2 separate regions of the Homo sapiens genome follow, and region 2 is linked to region 1. Evidence: read pairs that join two places in POLR2A ChIA-PET (ENCODE). Cell type or tissue: PC-3. All regions are shown on one strand. Links, peaks and the distances in the headings refer to the core of each region. The heading gives the core; the rest is flanking DNA.

Region 1 (5,398 bases), core at 239-5,238:
CTTGCCATGTGTCATGTCCAAAAACCCAAATGGCTTTTGCTAGGGAATACTATGCAAGTGATGTCATGAGCTCATCTTGAGTCAAATTAACAAGTGATTATATGAAGCTGTGATTTTGCAAAGTGAAACTCACTAAGCAGTGCTACCATTGATCATTTTCTTTTCCCGTGGGGATATGCAAATTGAAACAACAATTATTTTTGAAAGGTACATTCTTTAAAGAGCTTCTCAATGAAAAATTTACAGTAGTCCTTTGCCTTCTCTGTGGCTTTCCTTTCCAAAGTTCAGTTACCTGCAGTCAACTGCAGTCCAAAAATAATAAATGAAAAAGTCTAGAAATAAACAATTCATATGTTTTCAATTATGCCCCATTATGAGTAGTGTGATGAAATCTCTCACCATCCCACTCCGTTCTAGGCAGGACATGAACCACTCCTTTGTCTAGTGTATCCATGCTGCATACACTATCCACCAGTTAGTCACTTGGGAACCCCCTTGCTTATTAGATTGAAAACACATAGCATGTATAGGGTTCGGTACCATCTGAGGCTTCAGGCATCCACTGAGGCTCTTGGAACATATCCCCTCAGATAAAGGGGCACTTGTTGTATTCATAAAGTTGCAGTTTTCACATTAATGTCATAGCATTTCACATTTGTTCCTATTAATGTATTGAGTATTTAAATGAAAATGAAAGAATGGTTTAAGACCTAGAGTCCCAAATTTTGTTGTACAAAGATTCTGTGTTAAGTGTCAACAGTTCCCTCTGCTGCCACATAATGTAATCAGTGATATTTTTGTTACTCCATGAATGAATTCAGAGATGCTTTTAATTATTAGTATCTAGTTAATCACAGCATAAATTCATTATATGTGAAGCTAACACCGCATAAAGATAATGCTTGACTTTATAGGGAAGTGCATTGTGGACTATTCACAATCACTTGCTTGCCTGCTGGATTTTGTGGCCACAGCTAGAGACACATTAATCTAGAGCATGAACCAACCTGTGTAAGATAGATCTCATCAGTGTTTCAGGAGGCCATTAGACTGCCTTCTGTAGGAGAAACAAAGGAAATGGTCTCTCTGGATAAGCCTCCTTGCAGAATGCTGTATGTGTACACAGTGGGGGCAGAATAAGACCACAGGCACTCTGTGTGGGCATCTGAAGGCATCAGTCATGGAGTTTTCACCTCATCCATCATTGACAGTTTGCTACCCTTACCAAAAAAAAAGCCACATAAACCTCTGTCCATTTACATCAATCCAAATACTTTTGGGGTTCAATTCATATTTTGGATAGGTTGATTGGAAACATTCTTCACAATAATAACTTAAAGAACATATTATATATATGTTTATTTTTATAAAGATTTTTGGAATTGTTCTAGCCTGTTAGGTGAGAGTAATTAAATTTTATAAGTTATGTATATGATAACAAAACAAATATGGAATGAACAAACTTATAATCTGTTACTTTTTTCATAGATTTAGAACAGATATTATGCTAAAATTATGAAACACAAAGGTAAAATTTCTCTATTGATACTGACAAAAAGAATCTATTAAGAGAAATATGAAAATGTAGAATCTCACTGATGCATTGTGGAAATGTCTGATAGCTGATAGCTGGACATGTGCCCTTTTGTCCATGAGAGATCCAAAATCTTTAGCTTGCCAGCAGAATAATAAATAAGAACGTTTTGCATTCCAGATTCAATTCGTTACAATAAGTTTTATACATTTATATAAGTTTCCATGAATAGGAAAAATATGAGAGAATTTAAGAAACAGAGAATGTGATTTATGATAAGTAAAATGTAGAGTTGAAAAACATATCCAACAAATCTAAGAAATATAAACTTCAATACAGTTACATTGGCTCAATTATCATGAAGGTGAAAGCATTTATTAAACTATCAGCCTCAGAAATTGAAGACTAAACAGAACTACAATATATAATCTTGCCAGTTAATCTTTTTTTACTATGGCCATTGTCTTCAATCATGACCTTAATGTCTTCAATAATAAATTCACCTGGGGAATCATTCTGGCAAAGATGTTTGGCATATATATATATATATATATATATATATATATATATATATATAGTCTTTGGGACTTTTTACAAGGACATCAAAGACAGTTTTATAGCCAGCTATTTTTTTTTTTTTTCAGACGGGGTCTTGCTCTGTCACCAGGCTGGAGTGCAGTGGCACTATCTCGGCTCACTGCAACTTCCGCCTCCTGGGTTCAAGCAATTCCCCTGCCTCAGCCTCCCAAGTAACTGGGATTACAGGTGCATGCCACCATGCCTGGCTAATTTTTTGTATTTTAGTAGAGACGGGGTTTCTCCATGCTTGCCAGGATGGTCTTGATCTCCTGACCTCGTCATCCGCTCGCCTCGGCCTCCCAAAGTGCTGGGATAACAGGCGTGAGCCACCGTGCCTGGCCAGCCAGCTATTTTTAAAAACTAACTTTATTAATGTAATTTTTCACAGATTCAGAAGAGTTGTACATTATATATTATATGTCACATACTAAGTTCATACAACACTACATTTCATATACAGTAAAACTCCAAATGTACATTATCTTTGCGTTTATTTGGTTTGAGTTTGAGTTATAAGAAATTTAGAACATAAATACAACCAAGAATCATTGAACAAAAAGCTATTTTCTTATTTCTACACTTTTTTCTCATTTTAAGTACTTTGTATTAACTTTATATGCATTCTGATGTATTATTACACTAGAATATAATACCTGAAAGTGGTGGAAAGATTCTAGCTCTTCAGGTATGATTGCAAAATACAAGTAAGTTATGAACTTAGGTACAAGAGATTTTATACCCAAGTAACGTTGTATTTTAAATTAATTCACTGAGAATTTAACTTGCTCTCTCAAGATATTAAATTTCTACCATAGTCTATGCATATCATAGATGGAAATATAACTAAGTCTACACCCTAAGGAGCTCAGGTCTAGTAGATGAAATAAATACCTCAAGATAGCAAAACATAGAAAGATAAGTTCTGACATACATGTACAAAGTGTAACAGAAGCAATGAAGATGAAACAATTATCAGTGCCAAGAGTTCAGAGATGGGATGTCTGAACAAAATAATGAATGAAGAATTTTCCTAACATGAAATAAGCTGGAGGATGGGGTGGAAGCAGGAGGTAGTAGTAGAAGTGGAGATATTCTAAGCAGAGAGCAACATTCTGAAATTATGTGTAAAGATTTCAAGGGAAAGTGCACAATTCTGTCAATTTCAAGACTCAATTGATGGTCTCTCCCAGATCTTAAATTCTATTTCACATCTATTCATAAAAACATAAAAATTAACTTGAAAGCAGAAAATGTATTAATTTTCATGGAAAATTTTCTGAAAAATGTTAGTCCATCCATAGAAAGAACATTTTAAAAACCAAACGTTTAAATACCTGCCAACTCACCAAAGTCCAAGACTCAAGCTGATCTTATAACATGTAAGATCATGCTAAAAATCTCATTTTTATTTCCCTCCATGCTATCTTAATGGGCAATGCCCTGACCTACACCAGCATACCAGTGATTACCTATTTTCATACTGACAAATTCTCCACAAGTGCTCAGAGTCCCAACAGGGGCTAAGATATTAGGAAATGTTCATATCCACAAAGGGATCAGAAATTCTTTTAAAACAAAAAGTGAATCACTTTAGGGACAGAGTGAAGTAGCTAAGGGAATTTTTCCAGCAGTGTGAAACATAATTGCTAGCTAGAAAGTTGCGCTTGAACTAACAATACCCAATCCTCCTGGAAAGGAACTGAAATCTCACATTCAGTATTAGTGAAATTAAATGCAAACTGGCTGAATCATGAGAAAATGTAGACAGAGGAATGAACACAAGAATGGTCTTATGGTCTTCCTAGTCCTTAAAATGCCTCAGAGTCACTATGGAGCCACTCAAGACTTTGAAGTGTTGTGGGCATAGAACCTTAATAACCTTATTACAATAGGATTGGTTCCTCTTGGTCAACAGTGGTGGAGAGTGGATTCTTCTGGAGGATCATAATGTAAGCTATATTTCCAGGAGAACCAGGAAGTAATCCCACTTCCCTATGACCTCCATAGGACAGAACTTCTGATTTATCAAGGTGGCAGGCCACTGTTGCTCCCCTTTCTGTCCATCACTGTGGCCTCAGGCACAGTGGTTCTGCTCCATGCCCACCTGAGCACTACGTCTTCAATCTTCTTCAAATAGAGCAACTGCTTCTACTGAGATGGCTTCTTCAATCTTCCTCTACAGTGCCAGAGAACCAATCCTGACATTGTTTTGTCTTTCATTTTTCTTAATCTTGGGAAGGTGATGAGGTGCTGAGACGCAAATAAACTAAAAACAGTCCAAAAATTGGACACAGACCAGAGAGAAGACAGAGCTTTAAAATATATAGAATAGTGATAGAAAGGAAGAAAAATAAAATTTATTCCATAGTAAAGTCTTGACTAAATCTTGATTAAAATTGTAATCCTTAATTGATCAAATTCACTTTTAAAAACTGCTTTTAAATAGGCAAATCATAACGTTTAGCAAATCACAAGAAGAGTTTTAGAATGCTGCATTATTATCAATTTAAGGGTATGTACTTGAGCAAAATAAATTTATCTTACATTTCTACATTTTCTTTATCTTCTTTTACAGTTACAGCGAGAGACTTATTTGCAATTCAGAACACTGAGTAATAAAATATGTATTCATCAAAGAAAAATCATTAATATTTAGTACTATTGTGTTTATGAATATGTGGTACCACATTTCAACATCAGTGGTTAAAATTTGTAACAAAAATGCATCATTTCCCCAGGATTCCAAAGAGTTACAGTTTCACTACATGTAAAGCTTGTCAAGGACACATTTAGAAGAATGCATTCTAACCCATTTTTAAGAAATAATTCAGCAATGTGATATCTATTATTATTAGAATTACATCCCTACCTCTGCCTTAGAGCTTCTATTTTTCAGTCAGTCTTACTAGGCAAAGTCAAGATGATGTTTATGGTTTCAGGTTACAGAGAGTTTGGATTCTAAAAATCTCATTTATAAAAGGTTGTTCCCATTATAAATGGATCCATTCATTCTGCAAATATTTGTTGAGTATAACTGCCAGGGCACTGTTCAATGTGCTCCCAGTACACCAGTGAGCACAGCAGCCTAAGTTCCATGGCCTTTAAGAGTTACATTCTAGTGGGAGAGACATGATAAAACAGAATAAGGCCAAGGCAGGAGGATCACTTGAAGCCAGGAGTTTGAGGCCAGCCTGGGAAACAGAGTGAGACCCTCATGTCTACTAAATAAATTAATTAATTAAAAAAAAAAACTGGGCTTGGTGGTCCACACTTGTAAGCCCAGTT
Region 2 (5,398 bases), core at 153-5,152, 63 kb before region 1:
TCAGGCCCCAGCTCCTTAGGAGCTTTCCTAGATTTCCAAGTCTGAGTCAGGTGCTCTTACTATGTGCTTTCTCACAGCACCCTCTACCCTTGTTATCAAGCCCCGTTTTACTCTTGCCTTTAGCTTACTCACTTTCTCCACTTGGCTGTGAAGTACAGTATGGGATGTAAATACTTCTATAGAATGGGAAGATTGAACACTCAATAGCTGTTAGTGTCTTGTGAAGGTCTTAACAAGCGGTTAAACTTTGGTATGAGGGATGAGAAGTCCACAGAAGGAAAAGCATTAGCAAAGATGTGTCTAGAGATTGGAAAATGCAAGGCAAATGTAGTTATTAAATCATACAGAGTGACATATACACTCATATAGGAAAATAATGGGAGCCTGCTGGACATTAGATTTACCTGGGGAACTCTTATTAAAACACCAATACCTGGGCTCCACCTTCAGAGATACTGACTGAATTATCCAAGAAAGAGACTCAGACAAAAGCATTTAAAAAAAGCTTTCTAGGCTAGAATTGAGAATCATGACTCTAGGAGGCAATGGAAACTTTGGAAGTTTTTGAGTATAATCTAGTATATATTAAATTTGTAATAAAAAATGTGTCAAATGAATGTTGATGTCGCACACACCAGATATCTTTGTTATTGGTTTTCAGAAATTTTTCATGTTTTATAAAAATATGTTTATTCATTAAAAAAAAGCCTCAATGACTTTATTCCCCTTTGTTACAGGTAATGTGTAACAGTCCACAAAAGCCACTTAATTATCTCATGCTTTAAATTTTATTTTTTCTTTCCTTGTGCGTAAACACAATTGTTTTAAACATGATTTGAACTGTTTTTTTTTTTCCAGAATGTGCATCTTTATTTTTCCTGAATATTTCTATTGTCTAAATACCTTAGTAAAGTTTACTGCTTCTACGGATGGCCTAAAAGTTCTGGCAATGAAAGAAGTAAAGTGTGAATGTATCCTTAATACCAGCTATTCAGATGTCTTCATCAATTATTATGTGAAGTCTTTCCAGTTCTATCCTAAACTGTAGAAACTCTTCCAGTTAAACTACAGAGCATGATAAGAGTTTCATAACATGCTGCCTCCAAGAAGTAATTTCGTTGTACCAAATTCATTTTCACTTTTAATAATCTTGATCTGATCCTGTATCACTAATAGAGGCTTTAAAAACAATTTATATATTTACTAGACACTATGAGGTTCATGATGCTCTTAGTTTTTACAAATAATAAATATGTATATACATTTTTTTACAAATAATAAATGTGTACATACAGATTTTTCCTGCTATTATCTGTACATACACATTTATTATTTATTATTTTCAAAAATGATAAATTACTTTTTACACCTTTATTGTTTGTAAAAAAATGTGTGGTAATGTCAGAATTCCTAACTGTTAACAGTTATCTCTAAGAAGGTCTAAAGTTTTTATTCTAGGACTTGAAGGGGACGTTAGCCGTATTATATACTACTTTTCTCAAACTTAGTTCTCAACTCAATATACTGTATTTGACAGGCAAACACAGGTATTATATCATGATAAAACAATAGTGGTGCAATTATTTCTTAGATTGAAAGAGGTGCAATCATTGCACTCTTGCAAGAGTAAAGGAAAAAACAGAATTGTCATTATCCAATGAATTAATAGGGTTCTAATCCCACTTAAAGAAGAATTTTGTTTTTCTGAGGAATTCCAGTATTTATGCTCCTGTGAAGCATTTTCTAATATTTGACTCTTTAGTTAGGGGCCAGGATATATTTTTTTTCTAAGTGAGAAGGAAATTGGTTATAAGCAAATTAATTTGGGGAAATAGTAAGATTTAAAACTCCCATATTTTCATCAGATACCACATTTTTCTGGAGTTCTGGCTATCCTTTGTTCTTATATTTCCAAAACATCTAGTAAATTACAAAATGCAATGGGAAACTTTAAGCCCACAGCCCAGCCCTTGATAAATAATCAAACAACAATTGAGTATTTATGCTTGCACTGCAATAGAAAGGTTAGAGTTCATTGAAAAATCCTCTTAATTTAAGAATTGTAGTTGTTCCATACAATCATAAATAAAAGAAGTAATTATAAACTTTGGGGTAAAAGGACTAAAAATGTTTTTGAGAAAAATATGGCTTTCTAATCTAATTGAAAGTAAGGGAAATTTTTTTTTGTCTTGTAATGTATGATTATATATAGTTGTGTGTGACTGGTGAATGATGTTTAAAGAGGTTGCTCAAGGTTACAGGAAAAACCCTAAGGAATTCTTGCAGCAACATCCTGAAATAAGAGCTCCTGCATAATAGATTCACTGTGGTTTCCTTAGTGAAGTGAGCCTTCTGTGAATACACAATCTTTAACTATACAAGATCAAGAGGAGAATTGAGTCATGCATTGGAATGCTTTTAGCTTTGGTTTACCCCTCTGTTTAAAGAAGAGAGTTATGAGATTTGCTTAATTTGATCATTTTCCTCTTTCCTTTGGTAATCTCCTTCCTGTATTACAAGATATATAATGCTTCCTTCACACTTCAAATGAAAGTTGAAATGATTTTTTCATTTCAACTTTGTTGTATGTTGTAGACGCAAGGTCAAAAATTTACATCAGGTATCTGAATGTGTAGCATATACAACTGAGTGTTGAAAGAAGACAAAATCGTTTTCATCACGAAGAATATGTGCTCAGTAAGAATCAGAATGTTCAATTGTGTGAAGGTGGGAGATGGGAAGATTGGTATTATGGCCTGGATCCAGAAATCAGGTATTTACCCAAAATTATCTCTATAGTTTTCACCTATCACCTATTCATTTAATATCTTTACCATAATTTTTTATTTTAATTAAGAGTCAGTAATCTTTTCGTGCTGCTAGATAAGAGCCTCGACATTTTAAAGGCAGACATTTTTCTCATATTAGGTTCTAGATATAGTGTATGACAGTGGGACTCCTAGTGGGATTTTCTTGAGTTCGTAGCACCTGTTGAAGATGCATATAATAAAAGAATAAAAGATAAAAAATCAAAGAAATGTTTGAAGAGGTATTCTGGGGGACTTGATCTATTGGTTATTAAAAATGTAATACAGGGCCACATTAACAAGGCAGAGTGGTTTAGATTCAAGAATCAAAAGGCAGATTCAAGAAATAGGAAAAAAAACTAGAAACAAGTCCTAATTATGATAAGTATTTTCTATATGACAACAGTACCACTGCAAATAACCATAAGCAAACAAATAAACAAAACTCCAATAAACCAAATAAAATCATTAAATAAAAATACAATCGAAAAATCAAATAAATTACAAAGATATATAATGAATGCTGCTGTAACAGTAGATTAAATAAACTATCTTCAAATATTATAACCAAACACATTTCAGATAAATTAAAAATTAATGTCAAAAAATAAAATGATACATAATTTATATAAATAATAATATAATTCCAGATTTCAGAAAAAGAAGTAATCACTAAAGAAGAAAAAAATCAATATAAAAAGCCCAAGCTGTGATACATTAAATCCTTTCATAAGCAAAATTAAGGGATCAGCAATAAATTCGAAAAGTATTTTCAGAAAAATGACAAAGGGTTATGTCATTAAATAGAGCTCATGCCAACCAGTAAGTTTGCCAATAGGAAAGAGGTCCAAGTGTTTCTAAATAAGAGCTCACAGATGAGGAAAATATTTGTGACTACTAAATATAATAAAACATGTTACCAACTTAAAATGAGATATCACTTTGTCTGCTGGATTAGTGAGGACAAGGGGATATACAATGGGATTTCACACATCCTCCATCCCACCCGCCAGCCCAACCCTATACTAGACGGGTTTGCTCACCCAACTTCCCTTCCGAGACCATAGTCTGAGAATAATAGAAAGAATAAAGGATAAAAAATCAAAGAAATGCTTGAAGAGGTATTCTGGGGGGCTTGCTTTACTGGTTATTAAAAATGTAATACAGAGCTACAATAACAAGCTACTCTTCAAGTACAGGGAAGAGACAGAGAACAAGTATCCTTTTATAAGAGCAGATTCATTGCTGTGTTAATGTTTTGCTGTGAGCCTGGGTCTGGAGGAGCTGTTTTTCTTGATTCCCTCCTATTTTGCAGGATTGCAATGCTACTGGAGATCCCTCTTTGACCCCAGGACTAGGATGGAGAGAAAAAAATAAAACTGAGATAGTGGGAAGGGGAGGATGACTCTCTAATGTCTGTCTGAGATAGCCTCAGTATGCACAGTTGGTCATTTAGAAGGAAAGTAAAGAGGTGTTTTGTATCATGCTGTGAGCCACATGTGTATGTCAGGTTGTCTAATCCGATGATGTTCTTTTGAGTAGTGGACTAGTAGGACATAAAGGATGGTTAAGGGGTTGGTTATATTAGCAGAACTTGTCCAAAATAGTAATGCAGGATGTAAATGAGAGAATATTGAGATAGTCACTCTAATACTGACACTGATGACAGTTCTAATTGATACAAGCTTTCTATAAAGCATTTAAAGTACCAAGAGTCTTACATTTTTAAAAATATCTTCTTTGACCCCCTAACTACATTTCTTAGTATTACTCATTGACCACACTTTTGAAAAGCACCACTTTATGACAGGCAAAGGAGATGACAGATACAGCAATTAACAAGGCAGTCCAGGTACTTGTTCTTATGGTACTTTCATTCTAGTGGGGCCAAGAGAGAATAGACAATAACCATGTACATAAACAAATAAGTAAGATATTATAGAAAGTGACATGTAGAGTGAAGAAAATAAATTGGAGTAATATGTTAAAGAGTGACCAGGGGTTGTCAGGGACACTCTCTTTGAAGAGGTGATGTATTAGTGAGCGTTCTCCAGAAAAACAACCAGTAGGATGTATATACATTTTAATAGTGTGTGTATACATATCTCTAGATAGACAGATAGATATATAGATAGATAGATAGTTACATACTTACGTGCATACATATGTGTGTGTGTAGAGAGAGAGAAACAAAGACAGAGAAAGGTTTATTTTAAGAAATTGACCCTGGTGGCAGGCGCCTGTAGTCCCAGCTACTCTGGAGGCTGAGGCAAGAGAATGGCGTGAACCCAGGAGACGGAGCTTGCAGTGAGCCGAGATTGTGCCACTGCACTCCAGCCTGGGCGACAGAGCGAGACTCTGTCTCAAAAAAAAAAAAAGAAAAGAAAAAGAAATTGACTCACATGACTGTGGGAGCAGGCAAGTCTGAAATCTGCAGGGCAGACCAGCAGGCTGGAAACCCAAGGAAGGATTGATGTTGTACTACTGCATCTGAAATCAGTCTGCAGGCAGAATTTCTTCTTCTTCGGGGACCTCAGTCTTTTCTCTTAAGGTCTTCAACTGTTGGATGAGCCTCGCTCATATTATGGAGG

The links. Peaks named below come from ENCODE experiments on the same cell type or tissue, not always from the same donor. Only the 100,000 strongest peaks of a DNase experiment are listed, where the experiment ranks them.
Region 2: POLR2A ChIA-PET joins it to region 1 with 12 read pairs; 2 of 35 experiments call an interaction of 5 or more read pairs at or near these places.

The regions. Positions count from the first base shown.
Region 1 is chr6:133,160,318-133,165,715 of GRCh38, forward strand. No RefSeq gene overlaps it. Among named protein-coding and RNA genes, the nearest start is that of LINC00326, 75 kb to the left of the region's middle. RefSeq lists an enhancer at 694-863. In PC-3, for the core only: no CTCF peak of the experiment used is centred there; no DNase peak of the experiment used is centred there.
Region 2 is chr6:133,097,412-133,102,809 of GRCh38, forward strand. It overlaps LINC00326 (long intergenic non-protein coding RNA 326), which reads left to right. Exons shown (of 4, transcript NR_026969.1): 3 at 2,596-2,773. Among named protein-coding and RNA genes, the nearest start is that of LINC00326, 12 kb to the left of the region's middle. In PC-3, for the core only: no CTCF peak of the experiment used is centred there; DNase peaks (open chromatin) are centred at 2,330 and 4,630; H3K4me3 peaks cover 580 bases; H3K27ac peaks cover 3,502 bases.